Regions from separate parts of the Mus musculus genome. Here all the other regions are linked to region 2. The links are chromatin loops, found by intact Hi-C in ENCODE. Cell type or tissue: left cerebral cortex. All regions are shown on one strand. Each heading gives the region's core, and the rest is flanking DNA. Links, peaks and the distances in the headings are about the cores only.

Region 1 (5,000 bases), core at 1-5,000, 92 kb before region 2:
AAAAACTTAAAATACAAAACCTTCTAAAACATATAATCTGCCATTACTTACAGTGAACATAATCTTTCCATCTCAAAATTCTCCCCAAGGTTGAATATATGCTAAACTTTGCAATTTCACAACTGGTCAAATAAAAAGCTAACTTAAATTCTAGATTATAAAGCCACTCGTGGCGGTGTTAGGAGGCTAAAGTAGTAGTATCCAAGTTTTGAGTTTGAGGCCAGCTTGGAATTCACAGGGAGCATGGGGGAGGAGGGAGCATTCATCTCTGTTTTCTGATTACAGATGTTTTGTCATGTGATTATCTGCCAGGCTTGTGCTGTTATGACTTCTCAGCATAATCAACTATACCCTGAAACTGTGAGCCAAAATAAACCCTGCCTCCCTAAATAAAAATATAATTTAGACTATTAGGAATAACCTCACTAGAGTTGAGTAGTTCCAAGTTGTCTATACATGTTCAAATTCCATTTATTAAGTGACAAGTGACTTCTCAGTACTTCAGTTTTTCTGTAAAATGGACATATACCTACCACAAAGAATCGTTGAGATGTAATTATGTACAAAGAGCAATGTCTACAACCTATCAAGTACAATATTGCTTGCCAGTATACCACTAAAATGGCAGCATTTAGATATCATGCTATTGTCATCAAGGAAACTTTCAAGAGCTGGACAAGTTCCTATTTCTGTGAAACTTTAGCACTTAGGAAACTTGAGACAAGAGGATGGCTGCATGTTTGATGGCAGCATGGCCTATAAATTATACTGAATGGTATTTTAAGAAATTGTTTAAAAATTAACATCCAAACTTTAAGTTTCACCAGAAAACAGTTAAGACTGGTAAATCTATAAAAAAAAATTTTTATACTAGCAAGTCAGATGACCATTAGTACCAAGCTAAATCCTAAACATACTTTCAAACCTTCTCATCAATGATGGAAGGAAACTTAACAGTCTCTATACTATTTTGTTTTCCTTCCAACCATTTGTTCTGTGTTGCACACTATATCCAATTAAGTGATGTTTAAAGAGAGAGAGAGAGACAGACAGACAGAGACAGGTAAGGCTGGTATTGCTTATTTTCAATCCCAGCACTCTGAAGAGAACGGTAGGTGGATCTCTGTGAGTTCCAAGGCAGCCAGGACTATGTAAAAGGCTGTAAGGCTGTCTTTAAAAAAAAAAAAAAAAAGGAAAAAGACTCTTGTAACTGTTCTAAAGTGACAATGTTTTTAACTATAAAATTGAAATTCAAAGACTAACTTCTCCCAATTTAGAATAAAATCTGAGATGGGTAAAATAGTTACTTGAAAGCGCTGTATTAATAGATCATGATATCACCTGTAATTCCACCTAGCAGGAAGGCTGAGACAGGAGCATTTCAAGTCGAAGGGCTGAACAACTTAAGGAGATTCTATTATTTGGTTTTTGTAAAGTTTTGATTTGACCCTATTATGTACTATTTGAACAACTGCTGCCTGATTTACAGTAAGATATTAAGAATTATTTTCAGTAAAAATTTAAAAAAACCCTACCATGTTTTTCTAACTACAACCTCCCTTACAATTGAGAAAGTAAAAATCATATCCCTAGGCAAAATGGAAACTATCTCATTTCCCCCAAGGAATACATCAGACTCCACGGAAAAAGCAGCTAAGGTTTATACTCCCTAATTCCCTGTGCCACTTTTAGTATGTTCAAGGGCAGTCATTTTAGAGCAACTTCTGGATTTGGCTTATGAAATTTAAGAAGTACATACTACCTTACTAAATTTTCAAACAGAATCCTAAAGGACTCTAAGCCAGTTTTCTGGTCCCTTTTTAAAGTCTTGTTTTAATGATTTGTTCAAAGCCTTAGTCATTTAAAATCCAAAATAGGATGTCAAAAAGGTTTGATACAGCTTGAAACTGTTAAGCCCTTACTACATTATGAGGCCCTACTTAAAAGTACTTCTCACCTTTTCTACCAACTGGCGGTTGGGGATGAGTATCTAACTTTTCTTGTATCAGCACAGCCATACACACCTTAACGACATCAAGTGAATTCACTGTCTTGCCCTACACCCTAAAGTATTACATCATTTAAAGAGTATTTCTAGAAACATTCACTTCAGCCGGCAAAGATCAACTTCATCCTTCTCTGCATGGTTTCTCATGCTATTTCCTTCGCTTTGTCATCCATTTAGAAAGGAACTTTCTTTATACTTTCATAATCTCAGTTGTGCAGAGAGTTGGTTACCCAGATGCACGGTTCCAATCAAGATTCTAAATCTTCAGATATTCAAATGACAAAAAAAAAAGATTTGGGAAATAAACAATTAAAAAAAAAAACACGCAGTAAGAAGGTAAGTGTTTAAGTCAAATCCAGAAAATTCCAAATTATCGGACAGTCAAAACCTACTCTAAGAAAAAAAAAAGTGTACGTTTTACAATATGGCACTAAGATCTCAAAAAGTAAGCAACCCAACTGTTCCTATAATCGTTTAAGAAAAGTCATTCTAGGCTTGGAAGTTATACAGAAGAACCTACGTAAGCTAATGCTTTTCCAAAAAAAAAAAAAAAAAAACTACATGGAAATGAAGTGTGATGGAAAACTGCATGGAGCGCATATACTAATGGAGAGTTTTCTAAATAGAAGACGCTGACATCGAGCACATTTCAAGTAGACACACAGAGCTGAAGAATTTCCACAGTGAGAAACACTTGTCCTTAGAACGCAGTGGCCTTGGAGAAAGCCTCAGAATCCATGGCCACAGGCTACTTCCACAAGCAGACTTCTCAGAAGCATCTTTAGGAGGCCACCATCAGCTTCTCTGCCTTCGGGGCTTGGGGGAAAAGAGGGGCACCGAGCACCATCTTTCCGCTCGGGGAGCCGCAGCCTTATGGAAACGCTTCAAACCTGAGCTACTTCCAACTTCCACGGGGAGAGGGGGAGCGGCGGAGCGTGGTTCCACCCTATCCTCTCGCACCAAGGGCGGCTGGGCGGCCGTGGCCGTGAGCGGAGAGGCTGCTGGCGCTTGCGTGCGTGTTTACGTGTCTCGGATGGGTGTGGGGAGAGGAGACAGAGAGGTCTTAATGAAAAAGATGGAGGGGGAGGGAAGCGAGAGAGGGGGTGGGAGGAAGGGGAGGCACCACCTTTCTTTTCTCTGCTCTTCCTGGGGATCTGAAAACTCCGCCTAAAAGGCCTTTCCGGCTCTTCGGCGCCTTTGGGCAGAGCGGCCGCGGCCGCTTCGGAGGTTTGCTGAGGCTGCTCGTGGCCGTAGCTCCGGGCGGCTTCAGCTGCCGCGGTCTCCTCAGGCCCCGCGCCGCCGCCGCCGTCGCCGCCGCCATTTTGTAGGGAGGACTCAAGCTCCGGAAGCGCTGGCTTCATCCCGTCGTCTCCGCCGCCGCCGCCGCGGCTTTTCCAGCTCGCGTCCGTCGAAGGGGCCTCCGTCTCCGCGGCAGTCGCCATCGCGCGGGCGTGAGGCGCTCCAGGGAGCTTCCGCCCACAAGGTCGACGGGCGTAGGGGAGGAAGGGCGGCGGGCCAGGCCGCCGAGGTCTCGGCCCACCCGGCCCCTCCGCCCCCGGGGACCGCACTCCAGCCACAGAGACGCCTCTTAACCGCCACCGCGGCCCTAAGCGTGCCTCTCGCCCCGGGAGCTGCTCCGGATTCGGGCGGCTTTTCAACCGGCCCTGGCTACCCAACGTGCTCGCGTCGGGCCCGGGAGGGGGCGGGGCCTCGGCGGACCCGCTCTACCAATAGAAATGCAGAGCCCGCCTCCGCGACTGCAGAGAGACCGTTCCAGGAGGGCGGAGCCTCGCGATGCCGAGCCCGCCAAAAGAGGAGAGTGCCACGCCCGGGGAAAGCGTCGACGCCATCGCTTCAGAGTGAGGGCTTGGGCTTGGCAGCATTCTGCGGATTCCTGGGCCCTGCCCTCTCCGCACTGCGTTTGACGGAGGCAAGCCCAGAGGACGTCTTTCGGACAGTACTCTTGCAAGTAAGCACCTTCTTTCCTCCGGAGGTCTGTGGACCAAACCCGGCACATAATTGGCTGATCCTGGTCGTGTGATCGGTCTGCTCTGAGCTGATCTTCCAAAGGACCAGAATTCGAGCTCCAGCCGACATAGGACAACTCAACCAGCAGTTAGTCACTTCAAAGAATCCAAGTCCTTTTCTGGCCTCGGAGGGCACTAGGTATACGTGTGGTGCTCTATCATAAATGCAGGCAAGCCACCTATATGCATAAAGACTATAAACAAACAATAAGAAAGGCAGTGAAGAGAGATAAGAAAATGGCCTCCAGTGATAAGCAGGGTGATAACATCCTATTCCATCCAGACTTTCTGCTTTCCCAGTAGATCACGAGCACTGGTCGTACTCCAGACCAAAGCACTACATAAGCAAACATTCAATATTTGGGATTCTTCCGCACAATTTACAACCTAATGATGGGAGGCACGAATGCTCGCACACCTAGAAGAATGTTCGACCACCTAGAAGAAAACAATTTGATAGTGAAATGAAGGGAGGGCCTTTCAATAGTTTCTTTCTAGGTAAGGGGTTCTGAGTTACCATCTGTATAGACACATTCTCACAACAGATACCAAGTAGATGCTTTTGCACAATTTAAATGTTGAAATTTAGGCAAATTGAGATGACAAAAGCCAGGTCTAATTTCATCCAAAGTATTTATACAGCCTAAGGCCTAGTTTTCAAGCAGCTCCGGCCCAATAATGCATTTGATGAAGAAACACGGGATACTTTTTACTCAAGATCTCTAAGCAACAGCAGCAGGACGCCCAGGTCTTTGTCCCCCAACACCTCAATATTACTGAAGGAATTGTTAGGCCAAGATAATAAACTGCAAAAGAGCCACAGCCTCTGTCAAGTGATTGGTACTTGAAGAGCTCTCCAAGAGCAGCAGAGGATCTGGGATAAGCATCCATTGTTTGGCATCGTGTGTAGTGTAAAACCTGCACCTCTGTGAACCAAATCAAGGAAAAGTGTATGTAAATCAGTT
Region 2 (6,422 bases), core at 771-5,770:
TGTGGCAATGTGATGTGGTTGGGAAAGTACAGACTTCACAGCCAGACTAAGCTGTGAGTCTTGGGGCCTCTACCACATAGCTCAGCCATGACATCGTTCTCAGAGTCTTTCCTTCTTTTTACAACACAGGACGTGCTGGGTAGTTTTATGTCAAGTTGACACATCCTAAAGTCACTTTGAGAGGAGGCAACTTTGAGAGGAGGAAGAAAAATGCCTTGTTAAGATTGGGCTATACACAGGCCTGTGGGACATTTTCTTAATCAGTGATTGATGGGGGAGGACCCAGCCTGCTGCGGTAGTAGTATCAGCCTACTACCTCCTTGCGCTGGTAGTCCTGGGTTCTATAAGAAAGCAGGCTGAGCAAGCCACGGGAAGCAAGCCATTAAGCCGCATCCCCCATGGCCTCTGCATCAGCTCTTGCCTCTGAGCTCCTGCCCTGACTTTGATGATGAACTGTGATGTGGAAATAGAAGTCAAATAAACCCTTTCACCTCAATGTGCTTTTGGTCATGGTGTTTCACCACAGCAATAGTAACCCTAACAAAGACAGAGGGTAGCACTAACTTCATATGATCATTGTGATTATGATCAAAGTGAAGGACATACATATGGAGCTCCCCCCATGCATGGATGATTGAGATACGTGTGTTTGTGTGTGTGTGTGTGTGTGTGTATTCATTAACTAGGGTGATGCACATGACCTTGCTCTTTTTTTGACACAAGGCCTTGATTTATAATCCATGCTTGACCTGAACTCATGAATACTTCCACCCTACCTCCTAGAGCTGAGATTACAGGTGTGAGTCACCACACCAGGCTGGATAACACTCACTGAGATTTCTATGTGCCAGGAACTACATGAACTTCCCTATTTGACCTTCACTACATTTCTAGGAGGCAGCACTATCATTACCTTAGATTATGATCATGAAAACTAGCACAATGGTTTGCCCAAGTCACTCCACTATCAGGTTGTGGGGAAGATAAGGGGACCAGATAGCCTTATTCCAGAGTCAATCCCTGGAACAGCCTAAAAGTCCTCATGGATAAAGTTAACTTCCCTTCCTCTAAGATATCTTATCCACTATGTGCTCATCTTGGAGAACTGTACCTGCAAGACACCCTTCCAGGGGAACAAGTGACCTGAATCAGAACTACCAGTGAGTGGTGACCTCTCTCTGGGTCACTGTGCAGCTTTTCACCCAGAGAAATCTGAGGCCTACTAAGCCATCTAAAGAACTTTTAGGATTTAGTTGTAATAGCTGCCATGGCTGTTTGCATGCCCATATAGACTGACAGTTCAATACTATACAATGTAGATTCCAAGAAAAGCTAAGTCCAGAAAACCAGTTGACCACTTAGCTCGGTAACTGGTACCCAAAGAGTGTACCTCTAAGTGGGTACAACTTTCAAATACAGTTGTTGACTGGGGGAGGCACAAATCACCGAAGAACATGGGGCCCAGCTTGTCCTGTAGCTAAAGCTTCAGAGGTACATTCTCAGTTAAGGTTACCTGTTTAAAAGACAGTATTTATTTGGGGGCATTATATATGTCTGTTTTGCATTTACCTTCATTTTTTTCCATTAGTTTTTTTTTTTTTTTAAGTACTGAACACCAGGCTAAATCCATCAGAAAATCTGGTATTGAATCTTGGATCGAGTTGGATTTTCTTTGTATTTTTTCTGCAAGTCACCTTTCTTTGGTGTCCTTATTCACAAAGCTGGGATTTAATATATGTTTTGTGATGAGCTACAAGGAGTCTTAAGAGATCCTGGCATGGTAGAATGCTTTAATTTTATATCCACTGTATGCCATTATTCATAAGACTATGCAAGGCTACTGATTGAGTAAAAACTAGAACCTATACTTTTGGGAGCCCAGGGTAATATTCAACTATTCATGAACTACACCTATTACCTATGCACTGAGATTTTTATAAGCACCAAGAGATGAAGCAATGGCTAGAAATACCACCAACCAATGAGGCCTGATGCCAAGGAACACATCTATGCCCAAAGTGAGAAGCCTACCAGGATGCCAAGCCTAACACAAGAAAAATGTCTGGATTCCATTAAAAATGAAACTGAGGTCACGGAGATGGACTAGCAGGTAAGAGCAACAGGTATACAAACCTAATGGCCTCAGTCCAATCCCCAGATCGTTCAACATTTCAGAGAGAGAGGTAGATGTTCTCTAACCTTCACATGCTTGAATTTGCACATATGCGTGCGCGCATGCGCATGCATACACACACACACACACACACACACACACACACACACACACACACACAAATAGTAAACATAATGTTGACCTACAACTCTTAGAAGCCTGCCCTCACCTTAACTTCCTTAACCATGCCTGGCTACTGAATTTTCTACTTAAAGTAAACCTCACCTTCTATTTAAAGTAAACCTTACCACAGAGAAACAGATTTTGAACTGATAATCAGCCTGGTTCATTAGCGTTCTCAGCTTCCCACTTAGGGAACTGAGCAGGTACTCGGAGCAGTCCTGGAGTGAGCAGAGATCAAAGTTTTCATGACAATGAAAATGGAGATAAACTGAGCAAGGTTACATTAATAAACTGCTTGTATCACGTGACAATTTTCTGTGAAAATCCAAAGCTGTGTAAAAAGCTCCTCACAGTTCACAGTGATGATGAGAGCTGGAGAATTTTATGGCTAGTTAGTCAGGGGCATTACACCTAAACATTTGCAGTCCAACGCATACACCCATAAGAAACGCCAGGTTTAGGAGCAGTATTTGCAATCCAACCCATGTAAGAAATGGCAGAAGAAGCAGCACTATTTTATTAGTTGATACAAAATATCAGGCATGCACTATCATAACCTATGCGGAATATTTTTTTAAAGTTTAAAATGGATTATTTTAAAGAAAAAATGTAAACATGTATCGTTTTTGCTTCCACTGGAAACTATCAATAAAATTTTAAAAAGAAGCATTTGAATTAAACCCTGAAGAGAAATTTTATTATTTGCTTTTAAGAGAATGTATTCATCATTTTTCCTCAGGTAGATGGCATGGTTACCTGTTCCCCGCTGAGCTTTCTGTTAAGTGAACATCAAGTTGCTGGTGACTGAGTGCTAGAAGAACCTGGCTGCAGCCACGGCCACACTGCACACACGGTCTTCCCTCGAACATGCTCAGGAGGAACTGCCATCACACAATTGTGCCAGGCACAGGTGCTCGACACAAGCGCCCTGAAGGTCAACAGGTCCTGTCATCTCAGGAAGGCCTTCAGACACACAGGTTTCCTTTTATTATCGTTCTTTTTACAAAAAAAGAAAAGTTTCTTGAAAAAGAAACGTTCTCAGGACTTAATATCTATTTTATAAACAATTATATAATCTTGTTTTTTTTAAGACAGTGAGGGAATGTGGTTTTTGGTTGTTGCTGTTAGACATTTATAAATACTGGCGACACCTACCGGCAGAAAATATATATTTCTGTTCAGTCGCCTTTTGTGCTAATGAAACTTGCCCTGAAACCCACTTAAGTTTCTTTTTCCAATCTAGCCTATCTTCATTATTGGGAAGTGATTTATAGCTGACCAACAAAGTCGGAGCCATCAAGTTGTGTAAAGTGTACTTTGATTATGGTAAAGACAATTATATTAATAAAACTCAATGGTGATCCCTGAAAAATACCAATATTCCCCAAAAGCACTCACCTCCCATCCTTGTTTTTACATAATTACATCCCCACAAAGGGAAAATAAGATATACTTTATTTTGTGGATCCTATTAGTAGTGAGGAAAATTAGCATAACTGTTCCTGAAATGCTACAGCACATATATATCTACAGACTATGACTAACAAGGGAAGAAGGAATAAGCAGACAGGTTCACTCAAGCCTTTACCACAGGACCCCAAAACTCAAGACAAAAAGATGAAAAAAAAAAAAAAAGCCTGGTCAGAATTCCCAGCGATTTTCACTCTTATCTTCTCTGGCCCACTTTAATGTATTAACCAAACCAGGTATGCTTTATCTCCTCCCAGGAGTTGGAGAAGCCACCAGTCCCATTGCTACTGAAAACTCATATCCATTCTAGGCTCTATCAACCTGAACTCCATGACGGTACCAAACAGATGAGAGCCCACTACACTTCCACAGCTGCTGAGACTACAAACTCTACAAATATTCAACTAGCTACGGAAAGGCCAGAGGCTTATCTTGTGCTCAGCAAACAAAAAGGAGGATCTAACCAGAATCTGGTGGAGTCCTGTTGAAGGGAGGCAATCTTGTTGGAGGAAATGGATCTCTGATGCTACCAACCCCCAAAACACACCTATACAGAATTCAGAGCGTCAAGGGCACACACCAAGCAGACCTACATGTGTTGTGTAGGTGGAATCAACAGTGCTGTGACAAGGCGGGACACACACCTGCCTCCAGCGTCACTGCCCACCCCGAGTCTCTCAGAGTGAGGCAGAGGAAAGTGGAGAACGAACACACACACACACACACACACACACACACACACACACACACACAGACACAGACACAGACAGACGACATGATGAGCTGGTCCTACGGACTCCACCACAGCAAAACTGGAGTCTGATAAGACAATTAACTGTCTTCTCTAAAACCTTGAAAAAGAATGAGAATCGTCTTCTCCCCCAACTGAACCTAACCAACTTCTAAGGGCAGTCAGCAATTTGCCAGAGACAGGACACATGGGGGTGGGAGAGGAAAGCCTAAGAAAGCCAAACTGAGAGGACTCCCTGGATTACCCAAGGGCACTGCCCCTCTCCCCGCGCCCAAGTTCCCAGAATGGGAACTGTTTCTAGCATTTCAAGTCAGCTTCCCATTCACCAACGTTTTAGCTCGTTTTCAGCAGTCATGAAGGAGAGCCTCAATTACTCATTTAGCTCAGACCCAAAATGAACGACACCCTTCCCCCAACCTCCTTTATTGGTTACTTGTGACAAGTAAAGGTGCCCTGTCCCGCCCTTGCTCTCAAACAGCTACAAAACCAAGTGTGTCTGGTGAAATGTCTGAACCGGTCCCCAAGAACTTAGCTCTCTTAACCCCGGCCGGGGACGGGGAGACATTGCTTTACGAGGCTCTCTCTCGACACCCGGGCCTTCCTAACAGGGCAGCGGGTAGGTAGGTGCCTTTGCAGGCTCTAGACAGAGACTGGGGTTCGGTCTGCCAGTCGCTCGGAAGGAAAGAAGCAGCATCAAAGATCTGCGGTTCCCGAGCTCAGGGAGCAGGGCAGCGATAGAGGACCCACAGAGAAGGCGTGAGAGGGAACACTTGAAGGGGCGATCTGGAGAAGCGCAGCACGTGGGGGAGACGGAGAGAAAGCGAGCGGTACACAGGGTGAGGTGGCAGAGAAGCCCGGAGGTGCAGGTGTGTGGAGGGCGCGTCCTACCTCGTCCTTGGCCACCCCGCTGCCCAGGGGCGCCTCCAAGCTGCAGTTTGCCCTCTTGACAGTGAGGTAGAAGGGGTAATCCTTGGCCACCATGGCGGCTGCCGGGCCTGCCCTTTGAGATGTCACCGCTAATTTCAGGCGACAACAAAAATCCCGGGTAAAAGAGGGCCCGAGCTCCACGATGCAGGCGACGGCGATGCGAACACCTACAGCTGCTTCTTGCAGAGTGGACCTGACGCCTAAGCTCCACCGGGAAGGGCGGGGCCGCTTTAAGCCATGCCCACTGAGGGAGGGCGGGTAGGCGGGACTAGAGAGGCCCACCCCGCCCTCCAAGGAGCGCCAGGTGCGAACTTACAGACGCCTCCTGAGGCTGGGGCGGTTCTGCAGACTTTGGGGACCTCAGGGGACGCTTGCGTGGAGCTGCCAGACCCCAGACCGCTACATAGCTTGTAGCAAGGAAACCAGGACCCTAGGCAAACGCTGATAGAGCAGGGGGCAAGTCCCAAGCCAGGCTCTCACTTTCCGAGGGGTTAGGGGAGGAAACCTGCGTGTGCAGGGTTTCTCTACATCTCTGGCTGTCCTGGATACATTTTACTAAAAATAAGCTTTAGTAGGTAAAAGCAGTCCAAACAGTAAAATGCACCCATTTTAAGTGCAGTTCAAAAAGCACCGTGAAACCAAGCTCCAAAGCTGAGAGACAAATACTTTCCACCACGCAGTACGGAAGGAACGGAGTCCCCTCTAACCATCCCCTCTCCTCCCCCACCACACAGGCCCCTACACCTACAGCCTACACCCACGCTGGACTGATTCAGTCTGTTTCCAGCTTAGAGCGAAGACCACGCTTTTGGGGATCTTTTCTGGGGAAACACTGACGTTTTAAATGCCCAAGAAGTAATTACAAGATCGTTGCTGCAGCCCAGACCAACCTATAAAAAAAAACCAAACACACACACACACACACACACACACACACAAAACCCCAACAACAACAACAAACAAAAAACAAAACGAAAC
Region 3 (5,000 bases), core at 1-5,000, 69 kb before region 2:
TGTATTTTTTTTTTCTGTCTGTGCCTTGGAATCGTTGAATCATCAACATTGTGGACTTTAATGAGAGATGCTGGGTACTTTTGTATTTTTATATTCCTAGGCCTTCCTTTGGGGTGCAGTAACTTGGAAACAGTTAAAGTCTTTTTGGTCTTTAAGACCTGTCCAGCAGTATCATAGTGTTTAAGGCTAATTATTTCTCTACTCCTGAAGCCAGAGTCTTCTGAATAATTCACAGTGATCTCTAGACTATGGTATTTTCCTAGGTTGGTTTGTGAGGACAGACATGATTCCCAAAACCATGAGCTCTTCCTCATTGTCTTGGATAGATAGATGGTCTTCAGAGTTCCGTGCGTGCGTCTTGACATCAGTGCTCTGGTCACTGTTCTTCTGAGTCTATGAGGGACATCTCCAGGTTGTCTCTCCACACTGTGCTGGTATGCTTGGATCTTGCACATCTTTCATGAGCTCTCAGGTAAAAGATTTAGTTTACAGTGCAGTACTGTTCAGAGATGAGGTTTTGGGACGTTCGATGAGGCAAGGGTCTAATCTCATGAATGGGTTCATAAGATTCAGAATTTGAAAAGAAAATATGTGTATGCATGTGTCTGTGTGGATATGTGCAGGTGCGTGCTCCTATGAGTGCACAGAGGCCATAAGGGGATACCGGATTGTTGTGAGCTGGAGTTATAAGCTCCTGACTTATTATGTGGCACTGGCTCTGAACCTGACTCCTCATGATCGCACAGCAAACTCAGCAAGTGCTCTTAGCTTGCTCTCTCCGGTGATGAATGCTTTGTTTTTCTTGAGACAGGTTCCTTTTCTTTAAAAATTAAAAAAAAAAAAAATCTGCATATAGATGTTTTACTGCATATGTCTACATACCAGGTGTGTGCCTGGACAAGGCCAGAAAGGAGAATCTGATCCCCTCGACCTGGAGCTCTAGACGTTCATTAGCTACCATGTGGGCGCTGGAATAGAGTCTGGGTCCTCGAAAGAGCAGCTAATGCTCTTTTCCGCTGAGCTACCTCGCCAACCTCTCGAGGCAGGTCTATGTAGCCTTCGCTTACCTGGTACTTGAAATATAGTTCAGGTTGGCCTTGAACTCACAGTTCTCCTACTTTCACCTCCCAAGTGTTTCATGATCCCAGGCTTCTGCTACTACCCCTGGCTTAGATTCTGAACCTTTTAGGTAAGTTAGTCACAGAGTAATGGCAGTTTCATACCCTCTTACTTGTCTTCCTCCGAAGTCTTCCCTTTGGCACCTATATCACAAATTCAGTCTCTACAGATGTGGAGTCTATCTATCTGCTGTCAGGGCCTGGGGACACCAGCAGGTCACTGGGAGTGGCCGCCTTTGAAGGCTGTATTGTGTTCCTTGGTTCTTCCTGTCTCCCTTTTCTGGCTGCCACAAGATGTGCAGCGCCACTTTCCTGTTTACTTGCACTGTGATGGCCTGCCAAGCTTGTCTCAGGTACCAAAGAATGGGGGTAAATGACCAAGACTGAAAGCCATGAGTCAAATTTCTTCTTAAATTGTTCCTCTCTGGCATTTTGTCATAACAATGCAAACCTCACACAAGTAGATACTTTTTAGTCTCCCAGAATTCTCAGATCCAGGTTTTTTTTAAAAAAAAAGAATTAATTTTATGTATATGAGTACACTGTAGCTGTCTTCAGACACACCAGAAAAGGGTATCAGATCCCATTACAGATGGTTGTGAACTATCATGTGGTTGCTGGGATTCGAACTCAGGACCTTTGGAAGAGCAGTTCATGCTCTTAAGCACTGAGCCATCTCTCCAGCCCCTCTACCAGGTTTCTTACCCTAGAGGTCTCTGGATGGTGACTTCCTTAGCTTTATCTGGTCCAGAAGGTATTTTGCTTCTGTTTTTGAAAGATTTTCTTTTACCTTAAAAAACTGCTCATCCACAACGACAGGAAGCAAACAAATATCTCAGAATTGTTTTGAAGCCATTCATACTTTGAACCCAACATGGTGGCGCACGCCTTTAATCCCAGCACTTGGGAGGCAGAGATAAGCGGGTTTCTGAGTTCAAGGCCAGCCTGGTCTACAGAGTGAGTTCCAGGACAGCCAGGACTATACAGAGAAATCCTGTCTTGAAAAACCAAAATAAATAAATAAATAAATAAATAAATAAATAAATAAAATAAAAATAGAAGTTGAGGATGTAGCTCAGTGATGTGAGTACTCACCTACTGTTTGATCCCAGTGTTAATACATGCAGAAAAACCCAATTTAAAAGTGCATATATGAAGGCTAGGTGTGCTGCTCACTATAGTGCTGTAATGTAGTCAGAGCCAGGAGAGTTGCTCCAAGCTCAAGATCAGTCTATTCTCTACAGCAAGTTCGAGATGAGTGTGGAAAACACAGTGAGACCCTTTCTCCAAAGGAAATACACACACACACACACACACACACACTCCCTAGCGCAACCCGATGAACAACAACAACAACAACAAAATTCCTGATTCTCTTTATTGAGAAGGCTCCTAAAAGTATGTACACATATATCAAAACTAAAGAGGCTCCCGCCCAAGGGTTCACCTTTGCTTTTTCTTTTAGCATGTACTAAGCAATGGGTTCCTCTGTGGCAAGAATTTTGTGTGTATGCCAATGTGCTGGCCCATGAGAAGTCCAGAGGGTGACATCAGGTTGGCTGCCTTCCTCTGCTGTTCGCCACCTGAACTTTCAAAGCAGGACCTCTCATTTGGTCTAAACTTCCACATGTCGGCTAGACTGGCTGGCAAGTGAGCCCTTGGGGTCCGCTCATTTGCAAACCCCCTCCCCAGGTGCTGAGGTACAGACACATGCTCTCACATGCTCACCTCCCGAGTGCTAGGATTTTCCATGGATGCTGCGGATCTGAACTCAAGTCCTGATGCTTGTACGGCAAGCCCTTTAAGACCGAGCCAACTCTCCCTGTCCCTCATTGTGACATTTCTTCAAATACAGGTGTATGTGTATACGTGTGTGTGTGTGTGTGTGTGTGTGTGCAAGTGGAGGCCAGAGAACAACCCTGGGTGTCATCCCCGGGCACACTCTCCACCTTCCCTGACACAGTCTCTGATTAACCAATTAGGTGGGCTCCAAGGATCCCCCTATCTCCTCCATCTTCCCAGTCTGGAACTACAAGATCATGCCATGTCACCTTGCAAGTGTAGTGTATTCTGAGGATCACATTAAGTCTCCATGCTTGCAAGACAGGTACTTTACCAATGGAATATCTTCCCTGCTCCCTTGTATTCATACATGAATATAATGTACTTTGGTCATATTCATACTGTTACCCTTTTGGGTCCCCTTCCCCATCACATTCTGTATCTCAAATATTCCCCCCACCATGTATGTATGTTATGACAGGGTCTCATGCAACAACTTTACAATGTAGAATCACATGGGAAAAGGGAACCTTAATTGAAGAACAGCTTTGATCAGATTGACCTGTGGCCATGTTTATGGTAAATTGTGTTCACTGATAATTAGTGGGGGGCAGGGAGACCCAAGCCCACTATGGGTGGCACCATTCCCTTTGGCAGGGAGATACATTAAAAAGAAAAAGAAAAAGCTGGCTGAGCATAAATCAGTGAGTGGACCAGTAAAGATCATTCTTCCATGGTTTGTTTCAGTTCCTGCCTTGACTTTCCTTGATGGGACTGTAACCTGAAACTGTAAGTAGAAATAAACCCTTTCCTCTCCAAGTTGCTTTCGGTCATGGTATTTATCACAGCAACAAAGGAAACTAGGCTACCCCTTGATAAACCGCTCTGTCTAGGTAGGCCTGTTGCTGACTGGGAGAACCACCAACATTCCTGAAGAAAAAAGGTGTGATGTAAGGAGCAGTGACATTGTTAAAACTGTCTGCCTACACAGACTTGAGGGGTAGTGACCTCTTCTCAAGGTGGCCTTGCTCATGTGGGGCTTCTGATCCTGATGACGTTAAGATCCCTATAGACAGCTCTGGGTTTGGGGAACTGTCTTCCAATTCTGCATGTCCATTCTCTAGAACCAGGTGGTGCTCTAGATTTGGGGAAGTAAAAAAAAAAAAAAAAATGGGTGCATAGAGAACATAAAGTTGAACAGGCTGCTCACCGAGATGGGCTGTAGCATCCTGTAACAACCACGAAGTTTGCATTCTTAGCAGCTGGAGACTTCTGGCAATGGAAACTAAAGCAGTCAGTGGCAGTGACCACAAGCCAGAAACTGAAACCACACTCTAATTCTGCACAAGATTGCCAGCCCCGGCTGTTTTCATTGTGTCTTGACTACAAGGATTACATCTAGTTGCATGTACTATAACAGCCTCAGAGCAGACTGAAGCCCATGTAGCCTGCCGCCACTTGTACTAACTCTCAAAATGTCAGCACCAACAACTAACCTTCTAGCAAAGATACAGCGCCTAGAGTCAACAAGCCAATGCCACTCTAGAAACAAAATGTGGAGACTGTCCAAAATGTCTCTGAAGCATGGGCAAAGGGAGACCAGAGAACAAAGCAGACGGGTTTTCTTTTTCTTTCACTTTCTCCCTTCCTTTCTTCCTTCCTCCCCTTCCTCACTCCCTTCCTTCCTTCTTTCTTTTTTTCTTTTTTTGTTTGTTTTTCGAGACAGGGTTTCTCTGTGTAGCCCTGGCTGTCCTGGAACTCGATCTGTAGACCAGGCTGGCCTCGAACTCAGAAATCCACCTGCCTCTGCCTCCCGAGTGCTGGGATTAAAAGCGTGCGTCACCACGCCCGGCTCCTTCCTTCCTTTCTTTTTCATTTTGTGTGTGTGTGTGATATTTAACTATGTAGCTGACTGACCTGGTACTATCTAGCCCAGGCTAGCCATCAAATTAAAACAATTCTCTTGCTTCAACCTCTACGGTGCTGGGATTGCAGACAGAAAACTTGATATTTTTTCCCTTGAGAAAAACAAAACTGGACTTACCATCTATGTGAACGCTGTGCCAAATCTAGGAGTGGACAGTGTGTTAAAGGATATGG

What was found. A loop is a pair of places that touch in the nucleus more often than their neighbours do. Peaks named below come from ENCODE experiments on the same cell type or tissue, not always from the same donor. Only the 100,000 strongest peaks of a DNase experiment are listed, where the experiment ranks them.
Region 1: a loop joins it to region 2, with 2.4 times the contacts of the local background. A loop is called at or near these places in 16 of 42 quality-filtered maps.
Region 3: a loop joins it to region 2, with 3 times the contacts of the local background. A loop is called at or near these places in 24 of 42 quality-filtered maps.

Annotation. Positions count from the first base shown.
Region 1 is chr14:27,427,519-27,432,518 of GRCm38, reverse strand. Tasor (transcription activation suppressor) reads right to left here and starts at 3,685. Exons shown (of 24, transcript NM_001114879.2): 1 at 3,135-3,685. The coding sequence starts at 3,450. Gm52095 (a long non-coding RNA gene) reads left to right here and starts at 3,892. Exons shown (of 4, transcript XR_003951011.1): 1 at 3,892-3,977. In left cerebral cortex, for the core only: a CTCF peak has its summit at 2,967; DNase peaks (open chromatin) are centred at 2,973 and 3,739; H3K4me3 peaks cover 2,093 bases; H3K27ac peaks cover 1,806 bases.
Region 2 is chr14:27,335,253-27,341,674 of GRCm38, reverse strand. It overlaps Arhgef3 (Rho guanine nucleotide exchange factor (GEF) 3), which reads right to left and starts at 5,638. Exons shown (of 10, transcript NM_001289687.1): 1 at 5,406-5,638. The coding sequence starts at 5,498. In left cerebral cortex, for the core only: a CTCF peak has its summit at 3,448 (motif pointing left); DNase peaks (open chromatin) are centred at 4,342, 4,973, 5,051, 5,668 and 1 more place; H3K4me3 peaks cover 3,130 bases; H3K27ac peaks cover 2,316 bases.
Region 3 is chr14:27,404,810-27,409,809 of GRCm38, reverse strand. It overlaps Gm52095 (a long non-coding RNA gene), which reads left to right. Exons shown (of 4, transcript XR_003951011.1): 4 at 3,648-3,928. Among named protein-coding and RNA genes, the nearest start is that of Gm34702, 7.0 kb to the right of the region's middle. In left cerebral cortex, for the core only: no CTCF peak of the experiment used is centred there; no DNase peak of the experiment used is centred there.